Linked DNA regions of Homo sapiens: region 2 is linked to region 1. The links are chromatin loops, found by intact Hi-C in ENCODE. Cell type or tissue: ovary. All regions are shown on one strand. Each heading gives the region's core, and the rest is flanking DNA. Links, peaks and the distances in the headings are about the cores only. Region 1 holds the start of PCYT1B (phosphate cytidylyltransferase 1B, choline). Region 2 has its middle 16 kb from the start of SUPT20HL1.

Region 1 (12,689 bases), core at 3,608-8,607:
GTGTGGTGGTGTGTGCCTGCAATCCCAGCTACTTGGGAGGCTGAAGCAGGAGAATCGCTTGAAACCAGGAGGCAGAAGTTGCAGTGAGCCAAGATGATCACACCACTACACTCCAGCCTGGGTGACAGAGTGAAGCTTTGTCTCAAAAAAAAAAAAAAGAATTTTATGGTGGGCACCTTAATGGTATCTTGAGACCTTCTGAGATGCCCCATAAGCTGGCTCTGCAAGAAAGATTCAAGTTCAAGTAGTTTATTTGGGAGATGATCCGATTCCAGGAAATACAGGAGCATGGGTAAGTGAAACAAGGAAAGGAAGGCAACTGATAAAGGGTGCCCTGTGGCAAGTGGAACTTAATCCCACTGGGGGACTCTGGGAGTTAGGGTAGAACATGCAGTTCAGAGTTATTTCACTTGAGGGCTGAGGAAACTAGGGTATTTATACACTGACTTCTATCAATCATTGGTTGAGAGCTCTTGGGGATATGGGCTGTTAATTTTCTGGCCCTTTAGTTCTGACTTAATGGTGGTGTTGGGAGGGCAGGGCTTTCCAATGGCCAGATAAAGCCCTCAGGCAGAGAGATGCAGGTGCTGGCAGTTGACAGTGGGTCAGGTGTTGACTATGGTAACGTCATAGTCATTATGGTAAGTCCTGAGGGGATTTCGGCAGGGTTCAGACAGCATCTCCTCCAAAGAGAGTACTTTATTAGGTTGGCGCAAAAGTAATTGCGGTTTTGTCATTATTTTCAATGGCAAAAACTGCATTTACTTTTGCACCAACCTAGTAGTTCTTCTTTGCAGATCTTTGAAAATACTGTTTTGTTTTGTTTTAAGATGGAGTCTCCTCTGTCGTTCAGGCTGGAGTGCAGTGGTGCAATGTCAGCTCACTGACACCTCCTCCTCCTCCTGGGTTCAAGCGATTCTACTGCCTCAGCCTCCCGAGTAGCTGGGATTACAGGCATGTGCCACCACGCCTAACTAATTTTCTGTGTTTTTAATAGAGACTGGGTTTCATCATGTTGGCCAGGCTGGTCTTGAACTCCTGACCTCAAGTGATCTGCCCGCCTCAGCCTCCCAAAGTGCTGGGATTACAGGCATGAGCCACCGTGCCTGGCCGAAAATAATGTTTTCAACAATTTGATGACGTTGATGTGAGGACTGCTTGTAGGAAGGTAGATGTCATTTGTAGGTGTGTTCCAAGCTGAAGTTAAGGTCTCTATGGCTTGGCTTCCTCATCTTCAAAGTGGGGCAACTATACCTATCTGATTGGGTGTTGTCAGGGCTATAGGTAGGCTATGATAAGCATTAGGTTGGTGCAAAAATAATTGCGGTTTTTTGTCATTACTTTTTTTTTTTTTGAGACGGAGTTTCGCTCTTGTCGCCCAGGCTGGAGTGCAATGGTGTGATTTCTGCTCACTGCAACCTCCGCCTCCTGGGTTCAAGCGATTCTCCTGCCTCAGCCTCCTTAGTAGATGGGATTACAGGCGCCCACCAACACGCTTGGCTAATTTTTGTATTTTTAGTAGGGACGGGGATTCGCTATGTTGGCTAGGCTGGTCTTGAACTCCTGACCTCAGGTGATCCGCCCGCCTTGGCCTCCCAAAATATTGGGATTATAGGCGTGAGCCACCACGCATGGCCTGTCATTACTTTTAATGGTAAAAACTGCAATTACTTTTGCACCAACCTAATACCATAGTGCTAAAGACATAAGAGGTACTCAATAAACAGTAGAAATAATCATGATAGTCCTTGTTAGGGACAGCACTGATCTGACAAGTTCTCACAGAAGGCATGCTCTTCTTGTAGAGGTCATGGGACTCAGAAGCCCTGTTCCTAAACATTCTCTGGGACTTTTCTGAACAGCCTACCTCCAACATGTTTCCTCTGCCTCTGCTAACTGGAGATAGGACTTTAGGACTTTGCTCCAGCTTTGTTCCTCGGTTTCAGCTTTTTTGTTTCCTCTCACTGAGGTCTGTGCATCTTTCTATTTGCTCATGAGCTAACCATGCCTGTCTCACCCCAACCCTAATACCCAGCTCTTGATGACTTTGGGGAGGACAGTAATGTTCATTGTTTTTTTCTAATTATAAGACTAATATAGGGTTGGTGCGGTGCCTCATGCTTGTAATCTCAGCAATTTGGGAGGCCGAGGCAGGCAGATCGCTTGAGCTCAGGAGTTCAAGACCAGCCTGGGCAACATGGTGAAACACCATCTCTACAAAAAATTAGCCAGGCGTGGTTGCGTGTCCTGTAGTCCCAGCTACCTGGAAGGCTGAGGTGGGAGGATCACCTGAGTCTGGGAGGTCGAGGCTGCTGTGATCACGTGACTGCACTCCAGTCTGGGCAACAGAGTGAGACCCTGTCTCAAAAAAAAAAAGAATAATATATGCTCATTTTTGAATATATATATATATATATATATATATATATATATATATATATTTTTTTTTTTTTTTTTTTGAGATGGCATCTCGCTCTGTTGCCCAGGCTGGAGTGCAATGGCGTGATCTCGGCTCACTGCAACCTCCGCCTCCGAGGTTCAAGCGATTCTCCTGCCTCAGCCTCCAGAGTAGCTGGGACTACAGATTCCTGCCAACACGCCCAGCTAATTTTTATATTTTTAAAATAGACGGGGTTTCACTGTTTGGCCAGGATGGTCTCGATCTCTTGACCTCATGATCCACCCACCTCAGCCTCCCAAAGTGCTGGGATTACAGGCGTGAGCCACCGCGCCCAGCCTTGAATATTTGTTAAAGGCAGAAAAATTTGTTTTAAAGTAAAACAAAAATCTTCCATAACCCCACAGTTTAAAGATTTCACTTTTAGCATCTTGATATATTTCCTTCCAATGCTTTTTTCTGTGCATGTACATATGACATAATTGGGCTCATGTTTTTGGAATCACATTTTGCAGCCTGCTTTTCTAACACTATAATGCTAACACGTGCCCATAACATTAGAATTTCTTCAAAAACATGACTCTTAGTGAGTGTACAATACTATATTATATGGACTTATTTTTATTTGAACTATTCCTACTATTGCTGTAAGTTGTATCTTTTTTGCCTTTTATAAATAATTCTGCATTAAGCATCTTTGTACATAATTATTTGTGTGCTTCTCTATTTCTTTTGGGATAAATTACCAAGTGGAATCCCTAGGTCAAAGGGTATGAATATTCTAAAGGCTGTTAGCATATACTGACAAATATCCTCTATGGAATTTCTAATGAAGTTAACACATGCATGGATTTTTTGAAATCATTACCATAATCAAGATACATAATGATTCTTGGACGGCCACAGTGGCTCACGCCTATAATCCTAGCACTTTGGGAGGCCGAGGAAGGTGAATCACTTGAGGCCAGAAGTTCCAGACCAGCCTGGGCAACACAGTGAAACCCTGTCTCTACCAAAAATATAGAAAGATTAGACAGGAGTGGTGGCATACACCTGTGGTCCCAGATACTTGGGAGGCTCAGGTGGGAGGATCGCTTGAGCCTGGGAGACAGAGGTTGCAGTGAGCTGAGATTGCACCACTGCATTCCAGCCTGGCAACAGAGTAAGATCCTGTCTGAAAAAAAAAAAAAAAAAAAAAGCTACATAATAATTCCATTACCCCAATAAACTCTCTCCTGCTATCCCTTCATAGTCATCCCCTTCATAACCCTTATGGAATATTTAGCTCTGTAGTGTGGAATTAACTGATCATTCTTAGCTAATTGTCTTGATAGCATTACAATGCCCCCAAGTTAAAATAACTCACTCAAGTATTATCAAGAAGTTTCTGAGTCAGGTTGTAGCAGCTGCCAGGACTGGTCTCCAAAGTGGGTGGATCTGTTAAGGACTCCTCTCAGAGTGGTGCCTGAAAGAGCCTATTTCTGCCATTAAGACTGCAAGACATGCTGAGATTCAATCACAGGACTGTGGGGAGAGGAGCAGGAAGAAGCCAGGACTAGGCTGGAGCAGAATTAGTGGGAATGGAATTAGTTATAGAGCTGACCCTCAGGGCAGTTAGACAGAAGTCTAAATTTCAAAGTTCAAGGACTTGGGATGAGTAAGTGTCAGGTGTGACGGACTTAGCACAAAGTAGCACTGAAAGCTAAGGATTTGATGTGGGTAATACAATGAAGATATCCTAGGCAAAGGCAGTATCTTGGTTCAATGGGACAGGGGAGGATTAGGAGGAGAAGAAGGTGAGGAAGGGAGACAGAAGATATTGGGAGTCTAAAGGAATGGCCTAGGCTCTTGGACAAGAGTTCACAAGGACTCAGCTAGACATCAGAACTCTTTAAAATGAGCAGGTGAACAGGTGAACCTCTCATTCTGGAGAGAGAATTAGGTGACCAATTAGGAACCAAGGGGTGGCTCAGTGGCCAAGAATACAGTGGGGTTTAGGTGCTTTCCAATGTGAACAGTGACTCTAAGGTAGTGGTTTGTAAACTTTAGCGTGGGTCAGAATGCCTCCCAAACCAGGAGGTTTTGATTCAGTAGGTCTGGAGTGGGAAGCCAGAATTTCTGATTCAGTAGGTCTGGGGTGGGGATCCAGAATTTCTGACAAGTGACCAGGGCTGCTGCTGCACTTCTTGGAGAAGTACACTTTGAGAACCACTGCTCTAAGGCAAAAATACATATATTGAGATTAGAATAACCATGTCATTTGCACGTCACCCAGTACACGTAGGAAAAGGGCTCCTAAATGTAACACAGGGCTTGGCTCTTCCAGGTGATGAGCTGGTAGAGTTAAACCTGCTGCTGGAAGTGTTTTGTGCTTCCAGGAGGGCAAATAGGGTAGGAAGCATCACTGGAATTCTCACAACACTGGAGTTCTGTCCTGTATAGGTCATAATACTCTTAAGTGATGTTATTCTGACTTAAAGGGCCAGCATCTAAAACTGTCAAACTGTAATTCTCTGCTACAGAATCCATTTTCTTCTTCTTTTAGGACTAGCCCTCTTTGCTTATTGAGGAGTAATAAAAATAATGTCCCCTTATATTAGCATAGCACGTTCTAATTCAAAAAGTGCAATGACATGATATCTCATTTGATCTCCTTTCTGTGATGGAGGCAAGCCCGGTATTTTTATCCCATCCTTTGGGCTACTGATTCTCAAAGTATAGTTCCCAGACCTGCAGCATTAACAACACCCAGAAACTCTCTAGAAAAGCAAATTCTGACCCCACCCCAGACTTACTGAATCAGGTCCGGGGTCTGGCAGGGGGCCAATAATTCGCATTTCTAACAAGTTCCCTGGTGATGCTGATGTTGGTGCTGCTGGTCCCAGACCACACTTGAATGAAAACCACTACTGTAGATAAAAATGAAAGATGTAGAAGCCCAGGGACTTGTCCTAAGAGGACTCCTGCCTAGATCCTTTTCTTACTACACCTGCTGCATCCCTGGTCCCTACGCGCCCGCCCCCACCACCTCGCCCTTCGCAAAAAAAAAAAAAAAAAAAAAAAAAATTCCTTCAAATCCCAGCTGCATTATTTTAGAATTTTGTGAATGTGAATACCTGTAAAATGAGGATAACAATAGGATCTACCTCTTTGGGTTCTCACAAAGATTAAACAAGAACTAGGTAAAGTACTTAGCACCGTGCTTGTGCTTAATAAATGCCAGGGATCATCATGATTTTTTATTAATATTAAAAGTGACAATTCACAATGAATACCTTGGTAAGTTCTTTGGATGTGTGTCTTCAGAATGCTCCTCTTAAAATGTGAATGTCCCTAGATAATGTAGACATTAAAGCACCTGATCGTTAACATTCCATCTCTGATTGCCATGAGCATTTGGCTGAGAGCAGGGTACTTCGGAAATGGGACCCACGACTGGTAAAGTAGGAACCAAGAGAAAATAGAGCAGTGCATGGAACAGTGTATTGAAAGGCACACAACAGCAAGACTTCTTGAGGAAACTTTGAATAGCTGGGGAAGGGGAAGAGTGGCTGACAGAGGAAGCAACTGCGAAAGGGCAGCCAGGAGTAGGAGGCAGGCTGTTAAAGACAATCTACCTCCTTCAAAGTTCCCCCTAGGGCAGCCCCAGGGGAGGGCTCCAGGGCTACACCAGGCCACGAGGGGATCTGCCAGGGTTCACGTTGCATGAAGTCCAGGGGTCGAACACTCAGGTGCCCATAGTGAATGCCCGGAGGGGCCCTCCACTGGCAATTAGCACAATGAATTTGGGCTCAAAAGTGGCTTTGTCTTCAGGGTGACTCCTATTTGGCAAATATCCTGACTACAGCACATCATGCACTAGCTCATCCCAGGGACATGGTCCTTTATTAGTGGAGGTCTGCTATGTTGTTTCTCAAGGCGTCCTAGGCCCCTCAGGAAGCGGTTTTATGTTATCTGGGTGGCGCAGCCCGGGTCCCGTGCCCAGAGAGGACGGAGACCTTTGCAACTGAATTAAACAGAAGAAACAAAAGCAGCAAGTTCGGGCCCGTGGGTACGGAGGGCTAGCCAATGGGGCCCGGCCGCTTCCCGGCGGAGTGGTACTATGATGACAGTAGCCAACCAGCGCGCTCTATGCAAATGAGATACTGTATCCCGCACCAGCCGCTTCAGTGTCGTCTGGTTGTTATAGTGATAAACTGAGGCCTTGCCTCTTGGCTTCTGGGAGAGAGAGAGAGAGAGAGGGGCGGGGGGTAACCTCTTTACTTCCCCTAGGGAAGACAGAAAGAAGGGGAGAAGAAGCGGGGGGATGGGTGGAGGGTAGAGGGGAGAAAAATACGTGACAAAGAAAACATTCTCTGCCTGGGAGGAGACTCTCTGAGGGTGTAGAGCTAGAGGGAGCATTCACTGGCCATGCCAGTAGTTACCACTGATGCTGAGTCAGAAACAGGTATCCCAAAATCCCTTTCCAATGAGCCTCCCTCAGAAACCATGGAGGAAATAGAGCACACATGCCCACAGCCTCGACTGGTAAGTAAAGACAAAGGATGGAAATGTATGCGTGGCTATGGCATAAAAGAGTTCCTTATGCGCCCGCAGCCAGCGAGGAAAACGATGCTTAGAGGATTTTCATGTAAATGAGAAGAGCGCTACCGCCTAATCCTTCTCAGCTGTTTATACTTAGCTTCTATACCGGGCGCTGCTCTCAGTTTACAAAGCGTTATTGTATTGGCTGGGTAGGAAACGGGCTGCTTGGGATATGCTGTGTTTTTGTGCTTCGGGAGGAGGGGAGGGCCTTTTTCCTTTTAGGTGTGTTCTTGTCTGAAGGTAAAAAAATCCTACAGTGCAATTTTAAAATGGTATTCTCTTTACCAAGCTCGGGAAGAGTCCCTTGTTAAGTTTTAAATTCTAGCTAAGGAATGCTTCGTTCCTCAACTGATTTTGGTGCCTAATGCCAATTTGGGGGGAAAAAAATGGAAACATGGAAGCAAAACTTCCCCATCCGTTTGAAAATGTTCAAAATAAATAAATAAATAAATACATAGGAGTCCCTCAATGATTTAGTTAGAAATAATACGCATTTAAAACGAATTGTAAAACATTTCCAGAGTGTGCTGTGAGGGTTTCTCTTCAGGTAGTGGAAACCTGGGGAGCTACATTTATTTAGAAAGGGGTTGCATGCCTTTAAGAATGAAAGTGTGGAAACGGGGTACTGAGAGCGTCCTTCCGCCTCCGTAACTGCACCGTAACTGCTCTCCCAAATTTGGTCGTCTCTCTATCCCTGGTCATGATCTTTTAGGTAGATGTGAAACTTCGTTCCCAACCACCTCAGCATGTGTCCTCAAGGAATCAAAAACACGCATGGGTGGTGGGTTTTCTGTGGTCCGAAGTCTTGTGGAACTTGGGGAGACCTCTCTTTGAGTCCCCCAATCCAAAAGACACACTAGTTAAAGCTATCCTTTCCTTTAGCGATTTCCCTCAAGTTAAAAGGTGGAATATTTTGATTGGCTGTGGAGTTTGACCCTGGGAAGAGTTTTTTAAAAAAGGATTTTGTGATGTAGCATTTTCTGTGAACCTGCAAAATTAGGGCTCGCAGATGAGAAGGCCAACCCATCATAAAACTGTTATTTCTTAATAAGAGTTAATAAGGGTTCAAAGGAGGCTTAGAACAACTTCCTAAAAAGCACAAATACAGAGGAAGTTATATTAGAGCCCTGTGGGCTTTTTTCCCCTATGCTTCTATTTTTAAAAATGTTTTCTCTTAGGGCAGTTTAATAGTAACTGTGCCCTAGCACTTTAGCCACTTACTGAATGACATACACAGTGCAGTGTCTATGTTCTCATGAGATACAAACCATCCCAATAAGTTTGTTACTAAGGGATTCCTTTGAGTCACTAAACAACTTATGGTTTAGCATAAAGGAAAATGACCACTAAAAGCATATTACAAGATTATCATATGCACATATACATATATACACATAAATAGAGAGAGAGACTCACTCTGTTTTCCAGGCTGGCCTCAAACTTGAACTCCTGGACTCAAGTGATCCTCCTGCCTCAGCCTCCCAAGTAGCTGGGATTACAGGCTTGTGCCACAGCACTGGACCAATATATATATGTGTGTATATATATATATGTATATACACACATATATACATATATACACACATATGTATATATATTTGTGCCCATGCTTACCCAAAAATATATTTTTTAAAGTAACCACAATCTTCAAATTTGCATCACATACCTTCCTGACAGAGGTAAAGGGCAGAGGAGAGAAAGGCGGCATCCAGCTCCAGTTTGTGCATCATTTCAGTCTCTTTTGCCTACTATTTTTCCTTCCATTTTTACCTCTTAGCTATTCTGCTTCTTGATTGCTTCTGCCTGAGGGAGATGGGCAGAGAAAATTAAGGGAAAGAAGAAAGTTCAAGTTACTTTCTTGTTTTTTTAAGATGGAGTCTCACTATGTCCTCCAGGCTAGAGTGCAGTGGCCTGATCTTGGCTCACCACAACCTCCACCTCCCAGGTTCAAGCGATTCTCCTGCCTCAGCCTCCTGAGTAGCTGGGATTACAGGTGGGCAGCACCATGCCTGGCTAATATTTTTTTGTATTTTTGGTAGAGACGGGGTTTTGCCATGTTGGCCAGGCTGGTCTCGAACTCCTGCCCTCAGGTGATCCGCCCACCTTGGCCTCCAAAGTATTGGGATTACAGGTGTGACCCACTGCACCTGGCCAAGTTACTTTCCACTTTCACTCGTGACAGCTTATTCCAGGTGGTAACTCACAAGAACCACGCAAAGCTGGCAATGTGCTCTACACCCTCACCTCCCACCCATTGTAGAAATAAGGAAACTGAGGTTCAGAGAGGGTAAGTGACTTGCCCAAGGGTCACACTGCTTTGAAGGGGGCAGAGCTGGGATTTGAACCCAGAGCTCTACACCGGAAAAGTGGAAGATCTTTCTTCTATAACATACTCATAAGTGAGATACATTCCCTTCCCATCTTTTTGGCAGTTCTGGTTTCGTGTGTGTGTGTGTGTGTGTGTGTGTGTGTGTGTGTGTGTATCATGCACATGCATAGGTATGATACAGATGTACATAAGTTGAACTGTTGAAGCACCTGCTTTGATTTACTTATGATACAAAATTTTCCACGTTGTTCATCATTGTCATGGGCTACTGAAATTTGACTCTGTTTAAACAGGGGCTTGCAACCAATTTATAAAACACTACTAAAATTTTCAAATTGCCTTCTCTCTTATTAGCTAACTTTGATCACTGTAGGGTTATATTCTAAATTTAGATTTATACTTTATAGCCTAACTTTCCTTTGCTAATGATCTTACTTTAATAACTAAGGCACATGCTAACTACTTAATAAAAAAGTTTGTTGATGAAGAGAGTGAGCAGCAAGTGAAAACATGAAATTAGCATTTCTTTCTCTGGTTTTTAGTAGTTTCTGTTGATCTTGTAGCTTTGCTAGTGTCTTCATATTTCAAATTGTATAAATTCTGCATTTCTCCCAGCACCCAGGCATATAGCTCCAAATTGTATGTGGGTCACTGACACCACAGCCATCAACAGAGTGTGGCTACTGAGTTGCTTAACTAACTATGGAAAGTGTATGAAATATTTGCAGGGGGCCTGTTTAGGATTGAAGCTCCACACTTGGATTCTCCTTCAGAGGGCAGGCTCCTTCTCCTAGTTGCTGAAATGAAGTGGGGAGCTGGCATACGTGAGTGAATAAATAGACTTTAAAGCAGTCTATATTTTAGATCCCTGTAAGTAACAAATTGATAATAATATTGCAGATATGATTGAATTATATTTCAAGGGGAAGTTCTTCTGCCAGGAAAACTTGTAGTTTCTCTACCTGCCTTATTCTTCATTAGAGGAAAATATAAGAAAGGAGACGATTAAATAGAATGCAGTAACTCTGATAAAGAAATTAGAAAAGAAATAACAAAAGCATTACCTAGGTTTTATGATAGAGCCTATATTTTAGGAATATAATCTTACTACTCTTACCATTTTACCATGGTGCTCTGATTTGAGATGCTTCTGAGAACTCTTTACATTGTTACAATGTTTACTCTTGATTCTTGACTTGTTTTCAGTTCTTTACTATTTTCCTGATTAAACATGATGCAAGGTGACTCATCAGCTTGACTGTCAAGATGAGAAACTGAGTGGCCTTGGGTGATATGATGTAATAGCCCTTCTTGGAAATCTAACTCCTGAGATACAAGGACTCCTCTGAGCAAGGACTGTGTCCTCATATCTTCCCAGCCCTCAGATTATGCCTAGAAAGATCCTCTGGGCTCAGCAGGTGTCCCAGAAGCCCTTTCTAACAAGGCCCAGCCACCCTGAAAGTTGTCTGCTTGAGAATTTGGTTAATGACCTTGGACAAGTTCTTCTAGGGGTGCATTCTGTTGTCAGAAGGAATTGTAATTCTAGACTGCAATAGTCACTTCCATGAAGATGGATATACTATGGATCAACTGAGAAGGCCTTGGAAATAAAAAAGGGTTGGTTCAACATGCCACATTAGCAGGAGGAGTTCATTTCGGGTTTTACTTCAAAGTGGAGCAGTGCCAAGAGACTGCTGTCTTGCAGAAGGTGCATTATGTCAGTTTGGAGGTAGCATGCTCATCTGCTAGTATTCAAAAAGATGACCAGATTTCCAGAGACATCAATGGCTTCCTTTGCTAATATTGCCATCTACTTAGCCACCCAGAACAGCATACATTTTAAAAGTGAAACACTCTTAATGCGCAATATTGGCGAAAATAAACAAACGTGAGCTTCCTTGGGTATTTACTGTGGTCAACTGGAATTCTGCCTAAGGTTATTATTAGGTATCTTCCTGCTGGTCTCTATCCAAATGCAACATCCATGTCTTGCAAATTGATACTAGTCAGGTGTATTTAGCATGGAATCAATCAATTAGTTTCTTCCATTCTTTTAGGTTTGTTCTCTCACTACCCCTCCAACCCAATTTGCCTAATGCTAAACCCTTATGGAAGAAATAAACCTAAATCAAATATAATAGGTAGCTTCTGTGTTTTATTTTGATGATTTAGCATATAGAAATCAAAAGAGTGCATGTATATGTCCTCAATCAGGCAGTGAGGAAGATTTAAAGTATTTAGCAATGCAGAGTTTTGGAAGATAACTGAGAGAAAACTGAGTCTCTTACCAATCCTTACCAACCCCTACCATCCCCTTACCCATGGGATCCACAGTCAGCCAGGTGGTTAACAACTTCCAGACACAGCAATGCACCAGGTGCTGTGGAGAGAAATAAAAGAAGTGAATCCAAACCCCTTGCCCCTAAAGGGGCATTTCCGTTTAATAGAAGGTAGTAGTTTGGTTTGTGGAAGCATGCCAGGATGCTGAAATCCCTTAAGAGAGCTTTTTTGTAAGTTTGACTTTAACATATTAGACTTTCTTAAAAGCTATTTTTTATCCATTGAGGGGAAGTACTTCCCAGCAGGGAGGACTCTGTTAACCCAATCCCCAAGTTAAGAAAAGTCCCTGCATTTGAAGAAAAGGTTTTACTTGCTCACCCCAATACATATTTTGGGACATGGAAAGGATCAATCCATTTTTGAGTGGATCTTAAGCCCCCATTGTGGGTCACATACTGGCCTAGAACTCTAGAACAGCTCTGCCCAGTAGAAATACAGCATGAGCCACATGTGTAATTGAAAATTTTCAAGTGGCCACAGTTTTAAAGGTTAAAAAAGGTGAAATTAATTTTGTATCCAAAATATTATGTCAGCATGCAATATAAAAATTATTAATGAGATCTTATATTATTTTCTTCATACTAAGTCTGAAATCCAATGTGTATATTGTGCTTGCAATACATCTCAATTCGGACTAGCTAATTTCAAGTGCTCAGTGACTACATGTGGCTTTACAGGGAGCTTAGACACTTGTCCAGCCCTGTTAGGATCAGTTCTGAGGACCTACAATGATAAATACTTTTCATGTTGCACAGTTCACGTATACATATATGTAGTCATAACTAAAACCAAACATCACTTTTCCTTACTTCATGTTTTGCACTCTTATACTTTCTATGCTATCCTATCTTATTCTATTTCAGTTAAGAGACTGTTGCAGTAATCTAGATGAGAGTTAATAAGTTTGAAATTATAGAAGGACAGTGGGAAAGGAGAGAACTAGATGGATATGGGAAACACTAAAGAGATAAATGCCCCAAGATTTGATAACTAAGTCTGAGCATGGGGCAGGTTCAGTGAAAGATCAAGGGGCCAGGC
Region 2 (12,689 bases), core at 3,026-8,025, 270 kb after region 1:
TCATATGTAGGAGCTAAAAAAGTGAATCTCATGAAGGCAGAGAGAAGTTTGGTGGTTGTCAGAATCTGGGAAGAGGGAGTGTATTAGTCCATTCTCACGCTGCTATGAAGAAACACCCGAGACTGGGTAATACATAAAGAAAAGAGGTTTAATTGACTCACAGTTCCGCATGGCTCAGGAGCCCTCAAGAAACTTACAATCATGGCTGAAGGCACCTCTTCACAGGGTGGCAGGAGAGAGAATGAGTGCCAGCAGGGGAAATGCCAGATGCTTATAAAACCATCAGATCTCCTGAGAACTCACTCACTATCACGAGAACAGCATGGGGGAACTGCCCTGATTCAATTACCTCCCACTGGGTCCCTCCTGCGACATGTGAGGACTGTGGTGATTACAATTCAAGATGAGATTTGGATGGGGACACAGCCAAACCGTATCAGAGGGCATGAAGAGAGATCAATTAATGGGTACAAACATACGCTTAGAAGAAACAAGACCTAGAGTTTGATAAATCAGTAGAGTGACTATAGTTAACAATAATCTATTGCACATTTCAAATAGCTAGACGAAAATAAATTCGTCCTAGAATAAACAGACGATAAATATTTGAGGTGATGGATATCCCAATTACTCTGATTTGATTTTTACACATTATATGAATATATCAAGTTATCACATGTACCCCAAAATATGTACATCTATTATTTATCAATAAAAATAAAAACAATTCAAAAAAAGTCATAGCGAATACTTTTTTAAAGTATACAAGCAAGAACATGGTTTATCTACAAATTCAAAATGACATATTAATATCATGTTTGGGGATCAAATGTGTATTAATAAGTAGATTGAAATTTAACTGTGTGTTGAATCCATCCAGACTGCTTCCATGGCCTGTTATTTGGAATTCTTGACTTTTGCACTTTAAAAAATACATTCCTTTATTATTATAATTTTTGTATTTTGTTTCTAAAAGAGGAGACACAAGCACTTTTTGGCAGCTATTTGCAAGCACTTCTTCAGAAGTAATATGCTGTGGAAATGGATAATTTTATTCTCAATAAAGGAAAAGCCAAGTTGGATAAAAACTTTTTATCCATATAAAATCTTTTAATCCATATCCACTATCCATATAGTGCATATTCCTTTTTATCCTTTTAACTTTTATTTTGAAGAACTAGAGATATATTGATGTAGTAAGAAATGATAATATGAATGTTCCTTACAGGTGTAAGGTCAAAATTCAGAATTATAATTTTTATGTCCCTCATCAGCTCATTCTATTTTTTTTTTACCATCTTAACCATTTTAAGTGTACAGTTCAGTAGCTCATTCTACTTTAAAATCAGTATTTTTGATGCCTCCTTTCTGAACCCAATAATCCACTGCGAGAATAAGTTAGACAATTGAATAAAAATAATTGAAAGCTGTAGAATGGTCAAAACCCCCATAGCAGATGAGGCCATCACCTGAGTGACAAAAGAACCAAGCAGATGATGCTGGAACAGGCCTGCTACTAACAGGCATAGGATCTTGACTGCCCCAAACAGCCAGTCAACACTTGGAGGCTTTTACAGTTGAAATGAAAACAGATTCCACTATTATTTTTTAAAAATCATAAACCTCAGAACACTTTCACAAACCCTGGAATATTCTTAGAACCAAAACTGAAGTTAGAAATCTTAGATTCATATCCTGGTTCCACCTCTCCCTAGCTCTGTGACTTGAGCAAGTTATTTTCTTTTTCTTTTTCCAATGCTCAGTTTGTGAATATACAAGTGAGGATTTAAAATATCTACCCAGTGAGCCTGGCCAGTCTACAATCTGGGCACACCACAGTCAGAAGCAAAGACAGGGAGAATGTCAACTTGAACTTGGCTTAAGTTGTTCTCACTTCAGTTTATTATCAAACTAGCAGATGGATAAAAGCTGTGCAAAGAATAAAAGTGATAACAACCCAAATAAGTGAACAGACGTAGCTCGTCAAAGCAGCTCTAACAGTGTGAGGAGTCTGCCAGGTCAGAGAAACAAAAAAAAGCCTAAACTCATTATATCATTAGACTGGGGCAGGGCCATGTCACAATAGCAGTGGTTTTCAAAGTATGGTCCCCAGACCGACGTTTTTGACCTGGGTATTTGTGATAAATACAAATTATTGAGCCCCAGCCCAGACCTACTGCATCAGGAACTTTGGGGCTGAGTCCCAACAATTTGTGTTTTAACAAGCCCTCGGGGGCATTCTGATTGGAAGCTCAAGTGTGAGAACCTGCCTTATGGCATGAGGCAATTCTTTTGGAACTGGTTTCATGTTCTTGTTATTTTTCTCATGGGCCTGCTTACCACCCAGGATGATTGTGAGGATAAAATCCTATGTGGTAAGAACATTCAAAAGCCTCTTCTGATAAATGCATGAGGTTATATAAATAAATAATAGCACTGGCCAAAAAAAAAAAAAAATCTCAAGTGGAATTGGAAATGCTTCATTATCTGCAAAGCCCTATACAAACAGAAAGGGTTTGCTTCTCGCAGGAGAAATGCTAATAGCTATGAATTTAACGATCGGTTCTGCACGGCACTGGCCAATTCAGCCCTATAATAGGTACAGGATTGGGCTATCCCAAAAGGCAATGGCCGGTAGGATCTTTTCCCTGCTGCCTTTGGGGATCACTTGCATTTTTATATGTGAAGGAGGAATAGATGGTGCATCAAGAGCCTACTAGCTTGAACTATCTGCCTGGGATCCAGTCTCCAGGAACATCTCCCAGGTTTGCTGTAAACAGCAGTGTCCAACAGAACTTTCTGTGATGATGAAAATGTTCTACAGCCCGCATTAGGCTACACTGTCCATTGTGCTAGCCACTAGCCACATGTAGCATTTAACAATATGACTAGTGCAATAAAGGAACTGCATTTTAAATTTTATTTCATCTTAATTTGAATCTCCACATGTGGGATGTAGTTATACTAAAACATAATTATTCTTTGTTTACCTGAAATTCAAACGTAATTGGGCAACCTGCATTTTTATTTGGTAAATCTGGCAACCTCGGTTAAAGATTATCAGTGACATTGACATTAACTCCTCCCGTGGAAAGTTTGATCGAGAGATTTTCGCTCATGACCAGAGGAAGCAGATTTGATCTTACCTTGGTCAGAAAGGGCACAGTGTTCTTTTTGGAAGAAAATTTTTGAAGGAATAGTGGCTGAGAAAATCAATGTAACAGATGACTAGAAATACAAAATTGTACTATCATTCGTATACTCATGCTTATTTCTCTGCAACTGAATCCATTCTCCACATACAGGTTTCAAAGGGAAACAGAAGGCAGTCCAAAGAGCCTAATTCAGTCAGGGATAATTCTGGGCTTGGAGCATGGTCCTAGGTATTACGGAGGAGCAGAGAGGAATGGTATCTATGGGTCATGCAAAGAAAGGATTGTAAAGCAAACCTTCCCTTCTTAATTGCTTAATCTCTTAGTCACCTCAATGGCTTATTACCTTATGAAAGTAATCATGAGATTGAAAAAAATAAGACCAAGATTCTTGCCTTATGACTATGCTTATGCTTTTGCTTTGCTTCAAAGACAAACAAAAAAAAGTATGGCAACCAGAATATTGCTAGTTCTCAGACAATATTTTCTGGCTGGGTGTGGTGGCATACGCCTGTAATCCCAGCACTATGGGAGGCTGAGGCAGAAGGATCGCTTGAACCCAGGAGTTCAAGACCAGCCTGGGCAACGTGGTGAAACCTCATCTCTACCAAAAACAGAAAAATTAGCCGATCGTGGATGAGCACACCTGTAATCCCAGCTACTCCAGCTGAGGCTGAGGTGGGAGGATCGCTTGAGCCCAGGAGGCTGAGGCTCCAGTGAGCCGAGACCATGCCACTGTACTCTAACCTGGCAACAAAGTGAGGCTCTGTCTCAAAAACAATAATAATATTATTATTTTGCTGACAACGCTATAATTTCAAGACGTGATTAAATAGAGATGTCTTTATCCCTCTACACACTCTAGCCCTCACTTTTTGCCATAACTATCTCCTCTTTTAAGAGATATTGACAAGAAATCAGTTCTTAAGGCCTCTAAGCTCATCTTTGATATAATAAAGAAGGTATTATTTTGTAGTTACTTATTTGATAGCATTATTTTTAACTAGAGGAAAGGATTTTGAAACTGGCACTCCTTCCCCAGGAATAGCAAAGGAACTTGGTGTTTTTATTAACTAAACATCATTCCAAGAGTTGATTCTTAGAAAATTCAGGTCTTCCAGTTTCCAAGAATTTTTAGGTCAAAGAGTAATGGTTGTAGTTTTCCTCTTTCAAAAGAAGGTTTTGATGTAACAAACATAGCCAGCAGGTTTAAAAAATGAATCGTAATAGCATTGTGTCTAAACCATCACCTTTGATGTTTTCCTATTTTCTCTATGGCCTAAAATACTCACATGGATATAATTTTAGCTTTGGAGATCTGATGACTTGGGAACCAATGGGTCTCCAGCAAGAGATTATTAGCGCATGCAATTGCTCTCCTCTCTCTTCTCTCCCCTCTCATGGGGTCTTTCTCTCTTTTCTACCCATTTCCCTATGAAAAGGTATTGAGTCTGGAAGACAGCCAGCATTCTAGTATTTGAATGGTTTAAATGGGTTTAAGCCATTTAAATGGGTTTACATTTCAATAACTCAGGTTTAAATTTGGAATTACAGCATTCACCCTGGAGGGCCACCATGTGATTTGCATCCAGACAGGTTCTCAAAATGTGGATGGTCCCTGATCCAGCAGCAGCAGCAGCAACACCTGGAAACTTGGAAATGCTAATTCTCAGGGCCCACCCACCCAGACCTACTTGGTTGACTTCAGTTACAGTTACCTGAGTATTCTATCCAAAAAAAAAAAAAAAAAAAAACCTTTCATGCTTCTCTTTCTTCAGAGTAGAAGAGTAGATCATCCTTCTCACTGGCACATTCAGACTCTTCTCCATGGAGTAGAGCATCTTTCAACGAGTGTATGGTCCCAGGACCATCAGCATCAGCATCCCTGGGAACTTGTTAGAGATACAAATTCTCAGGCCCCACCCCAGACCTGCTGTATCAGACACTCAGACAGTGGGGTTCAGCAATCTGGGTTTTAACAAGCCCCCTTGCGATTCCAATGCATGGTTGGGTCTGAGGAACAATGAGATAAGAGCATTTCCTGCTATTGAGCCTATTCTATGACTTAGATTTATTCTGAGATACCAAACAGCTACCACAGCCCTATTAAAAAAGCTCTTTGAGTAGTTTACAAGCCCATGGGATTGGATTCTTTTGTCAGTCTGCCTTATCCTCAAAAAGGTATTAAAAACAGTAAACACCATTCACAATATTACTCTGTAGATATATATCTGTGTTTCTCAAGAGGATTCATTGGAGGAAGGGTGTCTGAATTAGCTGTGTGGGATCTGTGTGGGTGGGATGGCAAGTGGGGAGAGTCGTGGATTTGAAAATGCCTCCTTTCCTCCTTGATGTAGGGGTGTGTGTGTGTGTGTGTATGTGTTTAAGTTAGGTTGGTAGAACAGTCTGGCAAGATTCAAATCTACTGGGGTATGAAAGCCCATTTTTATAATCCACTCATCGTGGCCCTATCACTGAACTCTTGATCTTTTTTTTAAACCATATGAATGTGAGTTTCCTTATTTAAAAACAAGTAAGTACAATTTGGTGACTATTCACCACATCATGCTATGCTCTATGTATGATCCTTAACATGCATTATGTCTATCGGTCATCACAGCAACTTGGGGAGGTTGGAACTCTCAAACCCATTTTGCAGATGAGGACACAGAGGAGGCTTATACAGATGAAGCAGTTTGCCCAAGGTAAGTAGACAGCAAGCATCAAGAGTCAGGATCTGAAAGGCCACTGTTTCAACGATGGTATGCCACCTCATGTGAACTTTGCATTTTCTGATTTGATTAGGGAAGACAATGACCATGCACTAAATGTTGAAAAATGACACATTCAATGGATGGAAAAGATATTTTAGTCTGAATGTAATTGTTTTGGGATTGGGCCGTCCTTTTCAAACTTGACTGTGTATACAAATCACCTGGGAATCTTATTAAAATGCAGATCCTGCTGGACGTGGTGGCTCACTCCCGTAATCCCAGTGCTTTGGAAGGCCAAGGCAAGAGGATCGCTTGAGGCCAGGAGCTTGAGACCAGCCTGGGCAACATATAGAGACCCAGTCTCTACTAAATAAATAAATAAATAAATAAATAAATAAATAAATAAATAAAATAAAATGCAGATCCTGATTCAGCAGGTTTGCAGTAGAGCCTGAGATTCACATTTTTTTCATTAAAAAATAGTGCTCTTTATTATAAATTACTGAAATGTTTCTTTTCTGAATAGAAATATAAATATGTGCAAAGTTTGACTTGGATTAGGATTTTATTGAGTTCTTCAAGCATCTCCTAATAGCCTCGAGGGCGTGAGTAGGGGGGAGGAGAGAGGACTGGAGGTGGAATCTTTATAAAAGAGTGATTGAGACATTGTAAACATTATTAAAAAACAAGAAACGAACAAAAAAATAGAGAAAAAAACCACCCCAACACACAACTGCCCTGTCCAGCCCAATACCTGACACAGAAAACTTTGTGTTTGTTTAGTTGCACCCCCCCCACTCCCCACCACACACACACACACACACACACACACACACACACACACACACACAAATCTGTTCCAGGTAATTCCATCGCTGCTACATTCCTGTAAGTTGTCACTGATCAGTGCTATGACAGAGCGGGAGCACCTGGGGTGGCAGCAGTCAGCATCTCCGATGACCTCCAGCTTCCCTCACCCAGGCAGGAGGGAGGGCTGTGCAGGGGCTGGGGGCAGTGGGACCTGGTGGCTCTGCTCTGACCACGAGGCGCCTCACTGGCCAATACTTACTGGGCTAACACTCCCAGTGCTCAGCTGGAAGGCATGGGTTTCCGCCCCCTCCCCACTTCCCTGTCTGTGGGCTGGCTGGGTGCCCTCCGGTGAGTCCCTCAGCCTCTCCACGCACTCCACGCATCCAGGCTGAGTGTGTGGCTTTCCTATGCTGGGTCCGTCTCCATGGTACAGGGAGCATTTAAGGCGAATGAGAATCACATTTCTAACCAGCTCCCAGGTGATAACGCTGCTGCTGAGCTGCAGACATTTCAAGTAGCAGGAGATGAGATACAGTGTTTCTAAATGTCTTGTTCATGTATAATATCATTTGATCCTTACCTAAGCCCTGTGAAGTAGCCATTATTATTTCTACCTCTTAGATGAAGAAGTTGTGAACTCTTAATCTTTAATTTAAAAGGTGAACAGTATTGTAGCTCCTCAGTGCATTTATACTATCAACGAATCTAGGGGTATTCTTTCAAGTACAGTGGGTATAAAAGTATGGTTTGACCCCCAGGCTCTCCCCCTCCAATTCCTCCTTCGCATTCCTGCCTCATAAACTATGCTAAACCACAGCTCCAATCATAGCGTTTCTCCCCCAATGGTGGCTCCCCAATATTTCCCAAATTAACTTCATATTTCTCATTTGGCATTCAAGACTGAAACTGTAGATTTTACATCGAATTGTATGAAATTGCCTTTTTAATGGAGCAAAAGTATCAAATATCAACAATCTCATATGGTTCGACCTAATATTATCTGCCTCATATTTACTTTGTTAAACTTCTCTATAGCCTTTTTCTTTTCCATATTGTAATTATTTTTTCTCTTTTTTTTTTTTTTTGGAGACAAGGTCTTACTGTATCACCCAGGCTGGAGTGCAGTGGCGTGATCTGGGCTCACTGCAATCTCTGCCCCCAGGTTCAAGCGATTCTCCCACCTCAGCCTCCCCAAGTAGCTGGGACTACAGGCACGCACCATCTCACTCAGCTAATTTTTTTATTTTTTGCTAGAGACAGGGTTTTACCATGTTGGCCAGACTGCTCTTGAACTCCTGACCTCAAGTGATCTACCTGACTTGGCCTCCCAAAGTGCTGGGATTACAGGCATGAGCCACCGCACTTGGCCCATATTGTAATTTTTAAGTTTCTTGTAATTTTAATACTTAACCTGCTAACGACCAGCCCCAACTTCTGGTGAAAAAATCTCAGAAAAATAAAAAGAAAATGTTCCCTCTTCCCTGCAGCTTCAGAGAAGCAGACACTATTATGTGACACAGAGCCAGTCCCATGTCATAAAATTCTAATGGGGAACATTCATGCAAGTATCTATCCCACTCTCCTTGCCAGCGTGGAGGCTTGGATGAAAGACCATAATCCTAGTCTGTTTTGTTACTATAAAACTGTCCTTGGAAGTGTTATTTCTAAAGAAATGTATCTCTTAAGTTACCTGGATATCAGAGTGTGTTGCTATGTCCTGTGAAATGGCACCTATAACACCTAAAAGTCTGCAACTCTGGTTGGTCATCTTATTAAATAATGTGTTGCCCTGGTAATAATAATACGGAAATTGTCAATTCTGTTTTCCACAAGGTAACAAATATTTCGGTTAGAAGCCTTTGTTAAGTGGAAGAAGAGCTTTAGAATTTCTTTTTCTCCCTTTAGGCATTTTCAATCCTGTGATTCTGTTGGCTTCCTTATTCTTATTCTTTTTCTTTTTTCTTTTTTTTTGCAACAGGGTCTCAGGGTCTCACTCTGTCACCCAGGCTTGAGTGCAGTGGTGCAATCATGGCTCACTGCAGCCTCCTTGGGCAAGCAATTCTCCCACCTCAGCCTCCCGAGTAGCTCGGACTACAGGCACGCACCACCACGCCTAGCTAATTTTTTTTTTTTTTTTTTTTTTTTTTGAGAGAGACGGAGTTTCATCATGTTGCCCAGGCTGGTCTCAAACTCCTGAGCTCAAGCAATCCGCCTACCTCAGCCTCCCAAAGTGATGGGATTACAGGTGTGAGCCACCATGCCCCACCTGGCTTCCTAATTCAAACAGTAGAATCTGTCTCATTTAAATTACCAAGAAGATCCATGCTACGGAGCCAGCCTGTCTTAGCCCTTTCCTTCACTTCCGCTCTGCACGTACACCATGCTATAGATAGCGCCTCTTCTGCGCTGATCATCCTCCACTGTTCCTTTGCTCGTGTGATTCCTCTACTTAGAACACCTTCTTCCCGCCCCCATCTAAACCTAACAAAATCCAAGCCAAGGTCACCTGAGGGTCACCTCCTTTGTGAGGCCTTCCCCAATTCCATCCAGTAAGATTTATTTTTAATGATATTTGTCATCGTCTCCTTGATGTAAAATCATTTATTTCCCTTCTCTCTCTGAGTAGACTTTAATCCCACTGAAGACAGAGAATGTGCCCTACTCTTCCCCACCATTACCTAGCAAAAGGCCTTGCATGTAAGCATGCTCTCAATACTTAAAAAATGACATTGAAGGCCGGGCACGGTGGGTCACACCTGTAATCCCAGCACTTTGCGAGGCCAAGGCGGGCAGATCACATGAGGTCAGGAGTTCCAGACCAGCCTGGCCAACATGGCAAAACCCCGTCTCTACTAAAAATACAAAAAATCAGCCAGGCATGGTGGCAGGCGCCTGTAATCCCAGCTACTCGGAAGGCTGAGGCAGGAGAATCGCTGGAACCCAGGAGGCGGAAGTTGCAGTGAGCCGAGATGGCACCACTGCACTCCAGCCTGGGTGAGAGAGAAAGACTCTGTCACACACACACACACACACACACACACACACACACACACACAAGACATTGAAGCAGTTTCCCTACAATCAATATTAAGGGTCATCTTGATGTAATTGACCTCTAAAACCAAACCCCTCTTCTTCCCCACCATACCTTGAAGATTCTAGGGCCTGACTCATTATCATCCTCTTCAACACTATGCCAGCAGTATGAATTCTTGATGATTTTGGTATCCACATAGATAATCCTTCCAGTAGCCTGGGCCTTCAACTCCTTGACCTCCTCTCCTGCAAAGATCCTGTTAAGACATCAACCACAGGCAACCACACTACCATGGTTTTACAGTAGAACTCATCATTATCAATAACCATAAGAGCCTCCATAATCTCAACTTCAAACCTCCCACTCTCCAAACACTGCCAAACAATCATTTCAAAATAACTGGCTTCTCAGGGAGTATGAAAAAGATGCATAGCTCCAAATATCACTTGTTAAAAATCACCCCGTTCCCCTTCCCCTTCTTACTTCCAGTGGAAGTTTAACATTTCTGTAGAGGAGCCGCTTAGAGCCCAAGAGTAATCCTGCTTAGAAGAAGGCAGGGCATTAGGGGATTTGTTTTGAAGCTCTATTTGCATAACACTTTACACAGTTCTTAGAAGCATCACTTTTCCATATCAAAGAATGCGCTCCATAGCGAAGACAGGCGTAGAGAGCTAAAGTTTCTCAAGCTGCCTCCCGCTTCACACTGACTTTCTCAAGTCTTACAATAAACTCGTTAGAGTTTATCAGACTCACCCAAAACAGTCCTTCCAAAACCTGTCTCACCAGCCATAGGCCTCATCGCTTTTCCTTCTGCTCTTTCCCATTGGAAATTGGGAGGGCAAAGCCAGAGATCTTAAATAGGCAAGGATGGGAGAAGGCTGGGAAGCACTGTGTGTGTGTGTGCTCGTGCGTGTGTTCGCGCGTGCGTGTGTGCGTGCTTGTGTGCACGTGCGTGTGTGTGCTTGTGTATGTGCGTGCGTGTGTGTGTGTGCGCGCGCGCGCGCGTGTGTGTGTGGCGCTCACGCATGATAGGACTTTTCCTGTTGTCCCAGAGTTGCCAAAGGTGGAAACAAAAAGCATCAGGTGCTCCCACATCCTAACGAGGGGCTGCAACCAGCCAGCAGACACGTTCTCAGAGAGTACTAAGAGATGGCAGAACTGGCCCTATTTGGACTCTGACCGTTCCCTTCAACCACTCTTTTCCAGCCTCTGTAGCTACGGGAGGATGGGAAGGGGAGGGAGAGAAGTTGAGTGTTCCTGGGGTGGAGGGGGGAGCTTTTCTTTTCTTGGGACAGAGTAGGAAGGGGTGAGGAAAGGAGTGCTGGGACTCCCCTGCTCTCCCAAGCCAAGAGTTGTATGTAGAAGGGAGACCTCTAAGAGGGTCGCTCCTGGAGAGTCGGAGGTCTGCATGAAGGCAAAGTTGGCATCCAGTTTTACTGCCTGGGCTCGTGTGGAGCTGCACAGACCCGCAGGCCCACACTGGACCACCCTGGAGCCTTGGAAACTGTGGGCGAGCTTGACGCATATTCTTTGAGGGATGTGTTGTATGTGAACCTGGAGTCTGGTGCCCCCTTGTGGTCTAGAGACATCTGAACGTGAGCGGTTCAAAAGGTACTGAGGGGCGGTGTGCCCGGAAAGCAAATGGGAGCATCACTTCCACCTTGATCCCGTGAGCCCACAGCTTCTGAATTTGGAAAGGCTCCACAGGAAGGAGCACAGCAGGGCTTACTAAGAGAGCCGCTCTTCAAGAGGCCCCAGAGGAGTCAGAATCCAAGTGAAGTTCAACACCGTCGCCGCAGAAAAAAGAACCAGCCCCGTGCTCAGAGACCCTTCACCTCACTCAGCAAATCAGAGCATCACACCTGCAAAAGGACCATTTTCGCAGGAAGATTTCTCTCTCCCTTCTCTCGTCCTCCCCCACCCACCAGACCAGAGAATACGATATTGAAATTGTAATTGGGACTGTCAGCTTTACCAAACAAGAGAGCCCAGCAAGTCATGAGGTCCACCCAAGGTGTCATTAAAGGATGGGAAAAGGGACTTGGTGCTGCATGGTTGAAAGCAGTGGTTGGGAAAAATAAAATGGTTTCACCTGTATAGTCCACCACTGAGTTGAGACTCATCAATGCATCAGTTACATGTACCCAGGCACAAGGCATAGACTTCAGAAGCAGACAGAAAGGGAGCTGAAAAATTGTGCCACTTAATAGCTTTATTGCCTCAGGCAAGGACTATCTGAGCCTGTTTCTTCACTTGCAAGTAAGGATAATCATACCTAATGGACATTATGACTAGGTTATTAAAAGGATTAGAGGCAGCATATATAAATGAATAGAAGCTACTATTTATTGATGGATGTGTTGACACATGGAGGGGGCTGTTTCCAGTTTCCCAAGACAAAAGACAAATAAAAAGAACTAGTAAAGTAGAAATAAAAAATAAGAAGTGAGGAATGCTGAAGTGCCAACCATAAATGTAAACGCAGCGATTTGAGCTACAAATTTGGTTTTGAGTTTCCCGGCAGCTGAGGCACAAAGAGAAACCTCAGAACTTGCACAACTACAGTTATCAGAAAGGAGGAAGGATGCCTTCTCAGGAGAGACAAAGCTTTTCCTGGCTCCAAATTTCAAAAGCAACATCTCAGAAGTTTTTCTGCATTGGCTTGTAAATTACCTGAAACCTTGACTAATCTTTACCAAGGGGTTTCTAAAGCTTTAGAACTAGTGATGTAGTAATTGGGACTGGGACAAATTATTGAAGGTGAATGACCTAGATCTCTACACTCTGGATCACAGTGGTATTCTGCAGCAATTACTCTCCTATAATTCTTTAAATTCTCTCAGTTGAACTTTCCCTGCTACATTCATTGTGAGATCACCCAAAGGACAATTAGACTCACCCCTTCTACCTCAAAGAAATGTTTTTATTTCCAACTCATGCAGAAGCTTCAGACTGAGGACAGATTTAAATAAAAGT

What was found. Hi-C counts contacts between places; a loop is a spot of excess contacts. Peaks named below come from ENCODE experiments on the same cell type or tissue, not always from the same donor. Only the 100,000 strongest peaks of a DNase experiment are listed, where the experiment ranks them.
Region 2: it touches region 1 in a loop (7-fold over the local background); 1 of 110 quality-filtered maps calls a loop at or near these places.

Annotation. Positions count from the first base shown.
Region 1 is chrX:24,641,225-24,653,913 of GRCh38, reverse strand. PCYT1B (phosphate cytidylyltransferase 1B, choline) reads left to right here and starts at 6,567. Exons shown (of 8, transcript NM_004845.5): 1 at 6,567-6,925. The coding sequence starts at 6,809. It overlaps PCYT1B-AS1 (PCYT1B antisense RNA 1), which reads right to left and starts at 3,841. Exons shown (of 2, transcript NR_046638.1): 1 at 3,765-3,841. RefSeq lists an enhancer at 6,322-6,371. In ovary, for the core only: no CTCF peak of the experiment used is centred there; a DNase peak (open chromatin) is centred at 6,503; H3K4me3 peaks cover 1,756 bases.
Region 2 is chrX:24,370,171-24,382,859 of GRCh38, reverse strand. No RefSeq gene overlaps it. Among named protein-coding and RNA genes, the nearest start is that of SUPT20HL1, 16 kb to the right of the region's middle. RefSeq lists enhancers at 6,340-6,866, 10,579-11,354. In ovary, for the core only: no CTCF peak of the experiment used is centred there; no DNase peak of the experiment used is centred there.